2 separate regions of the Homo sapiens genome follow, and region 1 is linked to region 2. The links are chromatin contacts, found by Hi-C in ENCODE. All regions are on one chromosome and are shown on one strand. Each heading gives the region's core, a stretch centred on a gene start or an enhancer-like site at or near the end of the contact. The rest is flanking DNA. Distances are from core to core; before and after follow the strand shown.

Region 1 (6,986 bases), core at 2,056-4,555, 780 kb before region 2:
ATGATTAAAAACATTTTCTTGAATAATAACAGAAAGAATTTCTAAACATGAAAGAATATCAGTGGCTATACCTTAAAACCAGTATTTGGAATTGAATGGACAGCTTTATTGCCAGTCTTCAAAAAACAATCCATTGATTGGTTCCATGAAGTCGTGACTATTGCTTTGTCTGGGAATGAGTCCCTACTGCAATTAAGTATAAAAAATATCTTCCATCATAATTGGAGTGTGACCTGCATTGGAGAGTGGCTCTGAGTAAAGAGTTGATAAAAATCCACAAAGAGTTGGGTTTTTGTCTTTTAAAAACATTCCTTTACACACTACAAAGAAATAATTAGTATTTTGGCTTTTTAAATTCCTACATGATATTTAGAATGGCGGTCCCCAAGGGTCCTCCCTTCACGTAATTGTGAACACAGACCCTCTTCCAAGGGCACATCCCGGAGGGTGCGGACTCTGAAGACTTCGACCTCCACGTGTTTATACTGGTTTGAGAACAAAGACAGCGTCATCCAGAACGTAGTAGTCATTATACATGTCGCCTTCACACAGGTATGGTAGTCTGGTGAAAGCTTCGATAACAAAACCAGCTTTTCTGAAAACTTCAGGCAGACTATTCACTTGTTCTTCCCAGTTCTGTCCTTTGATTTCCAAAATTTCTGATGGTTTCTCCCACTTGCCACCTACTAATACAAATAAGAACATTCAGTTAAATTCTTGAACAAACAAGTGATTTAAAGAGGGAAGCAGGGAGGAGCCATATCTACCAAGGACTTGGTACGTTCCAAGCCTGAGGGCTTCATGAGTTACCTCTTTTGTACTTCCCAGGTACTCTTTGAGACAGGTGGGCAGATAAAGAACAGACTCAGAAGGGGTGAAGAACTTGCCCACGCTTGCAAGGTTAATGAGTGTCAGTATGGAAATGTAAGCCCAGGTTTGTCTGGATCCAAGGCCCCACACTGTTATCTTCTCTGACAGTTTTGGGTAGTATCTGCCAATAGACTGACTGCAGGGTGTAATGGTTAATGGGTTTGGAAAACTGGTCATTAAATGCTGGAATACTGAAACAGAGAGCAACATGTAATATCTGAAGGACAGTTTTGGACAAATGCAAGAAAATACCACTGGCATAGTAAACTTATGCAACTTACTACCTAGAGAGATTTATTAGGCTGAAAATAAAAACAGGCTCATGAAGGATTTTAATTTAGAAAAGCAGATCATTGGGGAGTTTTTCTAGGGAAGTTGACTCATTCTTTGCCTTTTCAGAACAATTTCATAAACATTAAGCTCCAGGACCAGAGAGAGATGGAACAGTAGGATGGATACACCGTCCAGCATTTCTTGGACTAGAGATGAAGCCTCTATCAGTCATTTCCAAACCTATGAGCAGGAGATGCCTGGGGGACAAGGGGACTAGGGAAGGTCCTCAAATTCACATACAAACCTGGCACTGACTACAGACACACACACAGAGATGACAGTATATTTAACTTTGGGGGTACTTTTTAGGTGCTATGGTGATACAAAAACTACATACATCTGTTGAAGTGTTAAAACCAGATTGAGGCCGGGCGTGGTGGCACATGCCTGTAATCCCAGCACTTTGGGAGGCCGAGGTGGGCGGATCACGAGGTCAGGAGATCAAGACCATCCTGACTAACACAGTGAAACCCCGTCTCTACTAAAAAAAATACAAAAAAATTAGCTGGGCATGGCAACATGCACCTGTAGTCCCAGCTACTTGGGAGGCTGAGGCAGGAGAATGGTGTGAACCCGGGAGGCGGAGCTTGCAGCGAGCCAAGATCGTGCCACTGCACTCCAGCCTGGGCGACAGAGCGAGACTCTGTCTCAAAAAAAAAAAAAAAAAAAAAAACAAAACAGACTGAGAATAACTTTCTGTTAATGAGAAAATATATCATGAGCAGATGCCAAGGGCACAGACATCATATCATGGTGGGGAGATTTTTCATAATTTTCAGTGGTGCAGATGACGCTCTTCCCATGTCTGGGGAATTGCCTGCCCAGAGTCTGGGAGAGACACAAGGCCTGGGAGCCGCTTTCCTGGCCTGCCGTGCAGCTGAGGCACTGGCACGCAGCCTAAGCCAGGCACACTTGCCCATGCCCTGGAATGGAGAGCCAGTGACCCAGAGTAGTGGGGATGTGAGCTTCTCCTTCTCTGGGGGTGGAGCAATGGCAGTGAGACCAAGGGGCTGGGGCAGTGGTTGAGCGATGCTGACAACAGGGCTGATGGCACCTAGTGTTTGGCAGTGGCAGTAGCATCCTCTTCAGACCTGTTTATGGTGTGATTTGAGGCATTCTTCCTGGCTGTGGACCCCACACAAGATTCACTAGCCCTCCCAGTGACTCTAGGATCTACCTTCAAATGTTTGCATAAATTTCCTTTTAAGTCAGCCTGAGTCTGTTTCTGCTGCTTTACAAAGAAGACCCTTACTGAATCACCACTAAGTGCTGGGGGAGAGGACACAGAGGACAGAGGGCCCACATATTTGTTTCTCAACACATTAAAAGGGGGTCTTTGGGCCAGGCATGGTGGCTCACACCTGTAATCCTAACACTTTGGGAGGCCAAGGCAGGGGGATCGCTTGAGGGCAGGACTAGCCTAGACAACACAGAATCTACAAAAAAAAAAAAAAATTAGCCAGGGGTGGTGGTGCATGCCTGTAGTCCCAGCTACTCAGGAAGCTGAGGCTGCAATGACCTGCAATCTTGCCACTGCATTCCAGCCTGGGTGATAGAGACCCTGTCAAAAAAGGGGGGAAGGCAGGTGTCTTTGGATTCAAAACTGGAGTACAAAAAGTTAATAACAGACAATTTATTTATTCGCTGCATTAGAATGTGTTGTTTACTAACTTTTCTCATCTCTACACAAAGCCACTTCTCCTTCTGCTGTTCTTTGTTCCCAGCAGTTACTGGCCCAGAGTGGCACCCAGAGCAGGTACCCTAGACAGTGACTGAACTGTTCTGAAAAATCCAAGTACGAATTATTTGTCAAACAATACTCCTTCCTGGAAATATGTGCTAGGTGTAAATCAAAATCTCACCCAGAAACATCTAACACCTATGACAACTGTAAAATCCATGGAAAAAAAAAAGATATGCACATTTCTAAATGTGCTCCAGGCCAAAATCTCAATGTTAAATGGTGAAGCCATCCTTGCACAATTTCAAAAAGTTCCTGATTATGGTTCCTTCATAAGAGGTTCCTCTCTTCAGCTCTTCTTCCCTTCTGAAAAAAGAAAGCCAACTTTCCTTTCAAATACACACCCCAACCCGCCCCGGCATACACAGAAATGGGGACTGCGAGCAGAAGCAACATCGCTCGCCATCTGCAAACCAATCTCATTCTATTTTGTGTCGGTAAGGTTCTTTTTCTTCTCCTCCTTCATTTTATTTAAATCAACTGCTATTTTTCACCTAATGCATTTATATTTTAAGCTCCTTCAGATTAATTTTTAAATGTATAACATTATGAAAACTGCCTAAGAGGATAAGTTTCCTTTTTCCCCTGAGAAATAGACAATAAAAAAATAGCTGAGAAAAAGTTTCATATTAACCTTGAAAAGTCTCTTTGCTATTATGCTAATTGGAGACAATCTGACCAAAGGGTTGAAAATATTCTTAAAATCGTAGGTATAAGTTATCAATAATTTAATTATCATACAAACTTGATCTGCACATAGAAAGCAATAAATGATTATTTGCTGAATATTTTCAAAGAACAATTTCTATAAAAGTACTTTTCATTTAAGAAAAAAAAAACTGCCATGACTCCAATAGCCATCCCATAGTATATCTATTTTTAAAATTCTGTCTACTTCTGTTTTTTTATCTATGAAAGAGAAAGGATTTCCAATACATCTAGTAATCTCAGATTTGCCCACACAATTTGGATTATAGGGCAGGGAAGGGGGGAAAGTTCTTAATTTTTTCTCATCTGTGAAGAAATATATCAAAATGTTAATGGGAGTTATTTCAGGCAAAAGGACTATGGGTGACTTTTTGCTTCTACTTTTAATAACCTGTTTTTTGCTAATAAGTATATATTACTTTCATAGACTATTTTAATTAGCATTATTTTAAAGAAGAATTCCTGTCTTTTAGAGATATATTCTGAAAGATGCAGATAAAATGGCTGGGATTTGCTCTAAAATAATATGGGAGTGAGGGAGTAGGTGGGAGGAGAAAAGAAACAAGATTGGGTCGAAGCCATGTGATGGCAGGGGGTTGACTGTACTACTTCGCTACTTTGATATGTTAGAAATTTGAAATCTAATATAATAAAGCTTTGGGCTGGGCGTGGTGGTTCATGCCTGTAATCCCAGCACTTTGGGGGCCAAGGTGAGAGGATCACTTGAGCTCAGGAGTTCAAGACCAGCATGAACAACATAATGAGACCCCCATTTCTACACAAGAAAAAAAAATAGCTGGGCGTGATGGCACCTGCACTGCACCTGCAGTCCCACCCACCTGGGAGGCTGAGGCAGGAGGATCACTTGAGCCCAGGACTTTCAGGCTATAGGGAGCTGTGATTGTGCCACTGCACTCCAGCCTGGGCAACAGAGCAAGACATTTACTTACTTCTTACTTACTAGATAGAGAGACAGCTTTGTTTAAATGTCAAGAATTAGTTCTCTTCCTACTTTCAATATGGCTTTTTTGTTTGTTTGAGACGGAGTCTCGCTCTGTCACCCAGGCTGGAGTGCAGTGGCAAGATCTCGGCTCACTGCAAGCTCCGCCTCCCGGGTTCACGCCATTCTCCTGCCTCAGCCTCCCGAGTAGCTGGGACTACAGGCATCTGCCACCACACCCGGCTAATTTTTTGTATTTTTAGTAGAGACAGCGTTTCACCGTGTTAGCCAGGATGGTCTCGATCTCCTGACCTCGTGATCCGCCCGCCTCGGCCTCCCATAATGCTGGGATTACAGGCATGAGCCACCATGCCCAGCCTCAATATGGTTTTTTAAAATAATAAGAATAATCTTTCTATTCCCTCCATGGAGGAAATAAATCTTCAACCTTTTCATTGGATACTGTGTTTAAAAAACAATTCCTAGAATATGAGGATTCTTAAAAGAAATCATTCACAGAAGCAGGCTGTGGTGTGACATATCCAAACTTCTCTTTTTTGTTAATAGGTTGCCTAACTGGTTGGGGGAGGGAACCACAGTTTCATCACAAGTTCCTGCTCACAGAGGAAATCATTACAATTGGTTTTCTCCCACACATAGCCTAATTGGGAAGAAGGTGGAAATAAGTAGAGATATGAAATTCCAAAGTTACAAATACCTGTTTTTATCCTATACTACTAGTTTTTAAAGAAAAGTGTTGAAAGTCAGCTATCCCCGCCACCCCAACCTCTATTTTTTTTTTTTTTTTTTTTGAGACAAGAGTCTCACTCTGTCACCCAGGCTAGAGTGCAGTGGCACAATCTCAGCTCACTGCAACCTCCACCTCCTACGTTCAAGCGATTCTCCTGCTTCAGCCTCCCAAGTAGCTGGGATTACAGGCGTCCACCACCACACCTGGCTAATTTTTTGTATTTTTAGTAAAGATGGGGTTTTACCATGTTGGCCAGGCTAGTCTCGAACGCCTGACCTCAGGTGATCTGCCCGCCTCGGCATCCCAAAGTGCTGGGATTACAGGCGTGAGCCACCATGCCCAGCCTCTATTCCTTTTATAGAGACAGGATCTCACAATGCTGCCCAGGCTGGAGTGCACGTCCAGACTCTATTCCTTTAATAGAGACAGGGACTCACAATGCTGCCCAGGCTGGAGTGCAGTGGTGCCATCACAGCTCACTGCAGCCTGGAATTCCTGGGCTCAATCAGCCTCCGGTCTCAGCCTCCTGAGTAGCTGTGACTAATGGCCACACCACCACGCCTGGCTCTTTGGCTTCCCTTTTAAAAACACTACCCAATTTGGAAGGCTGAGGCGAGTGGATTGCTTGAGCCCAGGAGTTTAAGACCAGGCTGGCCAACATCGCAAAACCCTGTCTCTACTAAAAATAAAAAAATTAGCCAGGCGTGGTGGTGCACACCTATAGTCTCAGCTACTCCAGAGGCTGCAGTGAGAGGATTGCTTGAGCCCAGAAGACAAAGGCTACAGTAAGTTAGCCAAGATCACACCACTGCATTCCAGTTTGGGCGACACAGTGGGACCCTATCTCAAAAATAAAAATGTGTAAATAATGGAATCGTCCACTTTTTAAAAATAATTTTACAAATAAAAATAAAAACATTATCTGAAAGATGACTTGAGACTGAGACAGTGCTTAACTTTGCTAAGTTTTGGCAGACCCAATTCCATTTTAAATTTCCACTCAGTATATACTATAAAATGTTTCACTGTACTTGTAAGGTGCTTGAGTCTGGGCAGGAGACATGAGGTTGTATTTCTCAGACTTGAGAGGGAATCCAATCCCCTTGGCTGGAGATGGAGCTGAGCTGGGCCTCCCACAGACACGAAGCTCAGAGAAGCTTGCAGGCCTCCTCCAGGTGACTGCACCCTCTTGTCTGGTTTGCATTTATCAGGTCACCACAGAGCTCCCAGCTCATCTCATGTTGCACAAATACTAAAATATAACATGATGAGAAGAGAGCAAGGCGCAGTGGCTCACACCTGTAATCCCAGCACTTTGGAAGGCCGAGGCAAGCGGGTCGCTTGAGTTTAGGGGTGCAAGATCAGCCTAGGTAACAAGGTGAAACCCTGTCTCTACAAAAAATACAAAAATTAGCTGGGCACAGTGCTGCAGGCCTACAGTCCCAGCTACTTTTGAGAAGCTAAGGCAGGATGATGGCTTGAACCTGGGAGGTCACAGTTGCAGTGTGCCGTGATTGCACCATTGCACTCCAGCCTGGGAGACAGAGACTCTGTCCAAAAACAATAACAAAAATGAAAACAAAAACAAAAAAACATGGTGAGAAGAGACTCGCATCACAAACGCCATGATTCTAACTTTAATT
Region 2 (6,465 bases), core at 2,448-4,947:
GTGATTGGCTTTTTTTTTCTTTATGCCTCTCTGTACTTTCTAAACTTCACAAAATAATTATGTAATACTTTTGAATTTGCCAGCAGGAAAGAGAGTCTAGTGACCTCACTTTTCTGACCAGGTTACTGATGTGGTTGAAAGCAGGAATTCTTTTATTGTGTGGATCTTTTCTGTCCCTCTTCCTCTTCCTGTCTGCTATGCATTAGCAGTCAACCTCCATCGTGGGGAAAAAGCTGATAAATGTGGTCTTAATGGATTTAGATTTTTTTTTTTTTTTTTAAGAATTAGCAAACATTAAGAGGTTGATTGGTTACCACGTGGTGAACCTGAGGCCTACTTAGAGGCCTTTGGCTCCCGAAACCACATATCTACATTTGTGGTCATCCAGGTGCCCTTTAAGACATTTGGATGCAGTCATTTATCATCTGTATGTTGTGTTCCTTCGTCGTCTTTGGACTCATTTCATAATTTCCTTTCTTGCCTTTTACTTAGATGCAAAAATCTAACCTTATCTCCAGTTCACTAATTTTCAGTGAGTTGCTGACTCCCAAGTTCTCAGAAGGTGATTGAAAAATGAGCAGTTGATGTGGTAATTGGGTGTTTTGAGGACTAATCAGCTACAATCAGGTAAACCTCCAGGGTGGCTGATAACCATATGCTGACTGGAAGGAGGGTATTAGTGCTAATCAGTGGTTTACTTTCAGTGGGCTCTACTGAGGCTCCATCCTAAGGAATAAAACAAGCTGCAAGCTTATAACGGAGATGAAGAGTGCAGCAGGCATGCCGTTTTTATTAGAGTTAAGGTTCAGTACAAATCCAGGATGGCTTTCTGGTTTTAAACAGGGAAAGTCACTGGAAAAGCTGGTGTGAAAACAAAGAATGACCTAGAAATTTGGTGCCCATTTATGATGCTCCCCCTTGCACATAAGTGGGTAGTTAGAAATGCCCAGATCAATAGTGACAGCAAAAAATATTTCAAGTATGGGTCAGTGAAATGATATAGCCCTTTTTTGGTTATTTTGAGTTATGTGGGATTAAACATGTAGCTCAGTTTGGAAGCCCAGAGACCAAAAAAATGGTTCATTATTTGGTATTTGGAAACTTTATAGTATGTGCGTGTGTTGGCTTGGCTGTATTTGGCAAGTAGGCATTTGTTCTAGCCAGCCCACACTGGCTTCAGTCCTGAGGCCTCAACTGGACATATATTCTTAGTAGTGAATTCAAAGGGTGCAATGCGAGGGACATTGAGAACACTTTCAAAAAGAAATGACTTTATGCTAAACTGGCTGGTCTTAGTCATGTGACCTAAGATGATTTTTATAGAAACATAGCCAGTTTTCTTTTTTAAAAGTTTTCTCTGTCCTCCCTACCCCCTTTCTCCCTTCCTTCCTCCCTCTTTTCTTTTGCACTTTTGAGATTGGTTGATGTAAAAAGTCATGGGTTCCTCCCCAACCCTAACTGGAACTGCTGTTGCTTGTTGCTGCTGTACATTTTAGGACAAAAAGTCTTTTAAAAGCTGGAAAATAGAAGCAGACGGGTCTCGTTTGCTTTGGCAGAGGGATCAACTTTCCCTCCCAAGTAGCTCTGGGTAAGACCTAATCTCCAAAGGTGATCTTTGAAGTCTTAAGTTGGAAGTGGCAGCAGCAACTGTGCATTTAAAGTGTTCCCTCAGTCTTCCTTGTTATTTTTGCACATTTACTTTCTAGGAAGTAGTTTACAAATGGACACCAGCCATATTCCGTCTTTTTCTCAGGTCATTCAGAGTCTTGCTCCCAGGTGGGATCAAGGGGCTCCTGTGGTCCTTGAGACTCTCCGGAGGATGGCTGTGCCAGTACAACCGCCTCAGCCCCTGGCAGCTGTAGAAAAGCTGTCTGAGGAATTCATGTACTTATGTTCTCTGGCCTTTGGGTATCTGACATATGTAGGAAGAAATAAAAAGCTGCACCCAGCTAGCTCTACAAACTATTTAGATGAAAGTTGAAAAGATGGGCTTTTTATATTGTTAATATGTAGGAGCACCAGCATCTGGCAGTGGTTTCTTGCTGCTGAATAGATTCTAGATGGGAACAGAATGGAGGAGTGGAATGGATTGGTCCCTTCTGTCAAGGAAGCCTCAGAGCAGATCTCAAGTGCTTTGCTGACACTGACTTTTGGTGCCAGCATTTGCCTCCTGTTTTTTAGCTCCTCATTTCACAAGTCTGTTCCTTGGGTGACAGGCTGTCCATTAGTAGTAGCCAACATGCATTCCTCTGAGTGGGCTTCCTGACCCAGCGAGCTGCAGCAGTTTACTTGGGTCTGTTTTCCATGTCTGGACCTGTTACTGACCCTCCAGAGATCAAACTAAGATGATTAAGGAGAGGGAAGGCTGCAAAACTGGTGTTTCCTATCCCTCGTTGTTCAGATTGGAGTAGCCCTGCTTTCCCTCTGCTTTTGGACTTCTGCTTTTTCTTTGACTCTGATAGTCTTGGGCAAGGAGTAGTGTGAGATCTGTTCACCAAGGAGGCAAAGTGCCTGTCCTTAGGAGGGTTGCACATTTAGAACTTTGGCCTCACTGAATGCCAAAAAAGGTGAAGTAGTCCCAGAATATTAGACCTTGGAAAGACTAACCCAGACCTCTCACTTTAATGTCAGTGTCACAGAAACTCAGAGAGGTTAAGTGGCTTGCTCGAGAGTGCACATTGCTCAGGAGGATTTCACACCAGAACCAAAGGCTTCCTGGGGGCGTATTCTGTTCCTATTGACTTGGTTCCTCAGGAATATACTTAGGCATTGATAGGATGTTGGACATTTTCTTCTTGGGGCACCAGGACCTCCTTAGGGGTAGGGGAATATCCTGGCACACATCATAGCAGAGAACAGTAGTGAGACCAGTGATGGAAAGTGGCGAGTTTAGAGTCAGACTGCCTGGATTTGAATCCTTCTCCTCCATTGGCTGTGTGACCTCAGGCTACCTCCCTCAAGCTCTATTCACTTCCTCCCTCTGTAAAATGAAGATTATATTGTCTTCCTTATAGAGTCGTGGATTACATGTGATAATTCATGCCAATAAATATATGTAATTATTTTTACAATATTGTTATTAATATACATTAATAACATGAGCCAACCATATCAACCCTCTCCCTCCTCCTTTCCATTTCATGCTTATAGACATTTAAGGACCAGAATTAAACCTGCCTTCTCTCTGAAACTTGCCCATGGAAAGTCTGGCAGACTGGTTTTATTTTCCAGCCTTACTGCTTAGTAGTTAAGAGACCTGTTTCCTAATCTATGAAAGCTGCAACAACTATTTTCTTGAGGTTGTTGGGAGGCTTGAAGGTGATGATGAATATGAAGCATGTAGCCCCAGGCTCCACAGATACTGATTTCACGTCCCCAGTCCCTCCCTACCTTTCTTTCCGTAATAGTAGTTCACACTTCTCTCTCCTTCTCCTGTCTGCATTTGTACAGAGTCTCAGTGTGAGTTTGTCCTCTGTGGTGGTTCTGTTCTGTAAGACACAGTTGAGAGTAAGCCCCTAGAAGACAGGGACTTGCCTGGTTGTCATTTCATGATCTGCCTAGGAGATGGGAACAACTTCCTGATCCCTCTTTGGAGCTAGAGCAACCCAGGGACTGCAGCCTCTGGGATTGCCCTTTGGGCTCAGCAGTGGCCGCTCCAGGCCTAGGACCAGGCAGCCAGCCAAGCCCATCCCCAGGAACAGCGGCCAGCGCTGGCACAGGGGAGGAAAGAGTCTGGAGGCTGATGTGCAGAGGAGGGAGGGAGAGGCAGAGCAGCTGGGCTGAGACTGAGGGAGAGAAGCTGGAGGCTGATCTTGGTCCAGCAGAAGCTGAGCAGAGCTGCTGTCTTTGGTCTTTCAGGTAAACACTCAAAGCTATAAGTAGAAAAGAAAAAAAGCCTAGAAGTTGGTTTCCCCAGTGCATGGGTTTTTTTTTTCCTTCTTTCTTCTGCCTTTTCTTTCTCCACATCCCTCCTTGTCTCTGGCTCCATTCAACCCATTTGTGTCCCTTGCTAATGCAGGAGAATGGTCACTTATTGTGAGCAGACCTGAATCGCTATGGGAGATCTGGGCTGGCTCCTGAAAAGAGCACTGTTCTAGGAGAAGGGAGACGATTCTGTCACCAAAGTTGTGACAATAATTATAACTATTATAGAGGCTAACACCAACCAAATGCTTTCTGTGAGTCAGGTATTGAGCAGAGCATTTACCTGCGTTATTTATTCTACCCAATAGTGCTTTGAGGTACAACTGCCTCGATTTAAAGTTCCATGCGGACAGTTCCCATTATTTGGTGAGATTGCCATGGCAATGGCAATGGTTTGTCTTGGTTTGTCTGAGCTCATCCTCTTCATCACTGCGCTTCTGTTTCCTCCATTCCTAAATAGACTCCTTGACCTCAGTTTGTCTGTGTTTAGTTTCCTGTAAAATGGGGGTAATTGCTTCACAGAGCTACATTTATATATAGCTTTCTTAATGTATTAACAAATACCAAATGATATTCAGGACTAATAATGCTCTGTTGCTGTTGAAAATTTGGTGCTGGGATGTCCAGATTGTGCTGAGGCTGTCCACTTCAGAGGTGGCAGTGATGGGGAGGAGGACCAACTGGGAAGGCAGTTCCATTAAATTAGTAACTGAGTGGAAAGCTAGACATCCTTTCTTTTGCAGAGATCTACAGAGTTGGGACTAAGTGGAGAGGGGAAGGAGTTTGGAACTGGCTGAAAGCCTGCTCCAGGTTAGGGACTGGGCATAACCAGCAATTCATTGTCCGTTGGGCACAGCAGATACTCAGCTTGATTTTATTCAGGATCAATCACAAGGAAATCCTGTGTTGTGGAGAGTCTGATCCTCCAAGCATTACTGGGTAGTGGTGTATTTGAGTAGGATCAGTGCTGTGGCAAGATAATCGGTTTTGGAACAAGCCCTGGGCCAGTGACTCAGTGCAGGGATAGGAAGTCCTGGCCAGCTGGGCCTGTGGAATCTGAGGCCTGGAGCCCATTGTTCAGATGGGGTAAGTTGGGGCTTCCAACAGGCTAACCAGATACTACTGAGCTACTACTACTACTGATACAGTAACAGCTGTCATATCAAGTGTTTTCTCTGAAGCCATGTACCTTTAATCTGCAGTTCCTCACTGAATCCTTTCAAGAGCTCTATCAGGCAGATATCATTTTGCAGATTGAGGAAATTCAGGCTTCCATTAGGGTCAAACAATTAGCCAGTGGCGCAGTTGGGCGTCCTTTTCAGAGCTGGAGCTTTTAACTGTGCTGGTGGACAAAAACGTCACACGTTTAGGGCATCTGGACTAATTCTCGTTTCCACGTCTGGTGGGGCTGAGCCTGGGTGCATGGTGCTTGCCTGGATCATGGCAGCGAGTAGGAGATCCTTCTTGAGCACCGAGCACAGACCATGTGTTCTCTCTCCAGTGGCTGATGGTGAGATTTGCTGCTCTGGGGTTGCTGTGGTGTCACTCCTGAACTTGGGGCCGGTCCGTCATGTGTTCTCTCTAGATGCTTTGCTGGGGGTGGGCTCAGCAATCTAGCCTAGGGGTAAATGTCATGGTATCTTGAGCCAGATGTGTGATCATGGGTAATTTACTTTCCTCAGCCTCAGTTTCCTTGTTTTTAAATGAGGCTGTGATGAGTATATGTGAGTTCATGTCCCCAAAAGTGCTTAGCATAGTGCCTGGCACCGTATCAAGTGCTCAATAATTGATGACTGCTATTATTAGCTGTTAGCCATCAGCTAGTGAGTCTACGGGAGACCTTCAACTTTAAAACACTTGAAGTGCTGCCAGCCTGGGCCATGGGGCTGGGCACTGTGATGGAGCCTGGGGAAAGCTCTGGGAGAGCAAAAGTATTTTCCCAGAGAAGGGGGTAGACACAGAAGAAGGTAGACCACTGGGCAGTAATCAGAGTAATCGGGGGACCATACTTACCAGATCTGGAGATATTTTCTTCTGGGTTTAGACCACCACTCGCCTCAACACTCAATGGAATGGGGGCATTTCAAAGAAAGAGACCAGAGTGGAAGAACGATCCAACCTTCTGGCATTTGCTGATTGATCATCTGTTGAAACTAATTTTCTTCTCCTTTTTTTCATCTGCTGGTCATGTTAAAAGCTTTCAGGTTTCAGCTGGTTCTGCTGTGTCAGGTAGTCAAAAGATACTCTTACATGGAGGGCTGGTTGGCTCAATGGGATTAGGGCCTCTTTGGGAGCCCCATCTGTTCTGTCCCTACCTGAAGGCCTTGGCGCCAGGATTTGGAGGAAGCTGCTAGGATGAAGCATCTGTCCAGTGGGGGCGGGGTGAGTGGCCTGGGGTAGGTGGGTCAGATGGAGGCCAGGAAATCCTCTTATCTCGCTGGGTGCCCATGCCTCACTCAGCAGCAGGAGCTGAGCAGTAAACCCTGGTGAGTCAGCGTGCCTGGGAATTAGAGTTGCCAGTCTGTGAGCATGTGGGGTTTG

What was found. Hi-C counts contacts between places; a loop is a spot of excess contacts on that map. Pooled maps may share reads with other maps.
Region 1: a pooled map shows a loop between it and region 2 (2.2-fold over the local background). The contact joins the promoter of IGSF6 here to the enhancer-like site in region 2. A Hi-C loop is called at or near these places in 4 of 37 single-sample maps with no recorded cell type and 5 of 50 pooled maps.

Annotation. Positions count from the first base shown.
Region 1 is chr16:21,648,927-21,655,912 of GRCh38, reverse strand. IGSF6 (immunoglobulin superfamily member 6) reads left to right here and starts at 3,305. Exons shown (of 6, transcript NM_005849.4): 1 at 3,305-3,381. The coding sequence starts at 3,315. It overlaps METTL9 (methyltransferase 9, His-X-His N1(pi)-histidine), which reads right to left. Exons shown (of 5, transcript NM_016025.5): 5 at 1-686. The coding sequence ends at 481.
Region 2 is chr16:20,866,288-20,872,752 of GRCh38, reverse strand. The region is part of intron 1 of DCUN1D3 (defective in cullin neddylation 1 domain containing 3); the gene reads left to right. Among named protein-coding and RNA genes, the nearest start is that of DCUN1D3, 31 kb to the left of the region's middle. RefSeq lists enhancers at 5,353-5,853, 5,961-6,465. Within about 2 kb of position 3,697, at least 19 of the 41 ENCODE cell types and tissues checked have a DNase peak (open chromatin) inside an H3K27ac peak, as active enhancers do.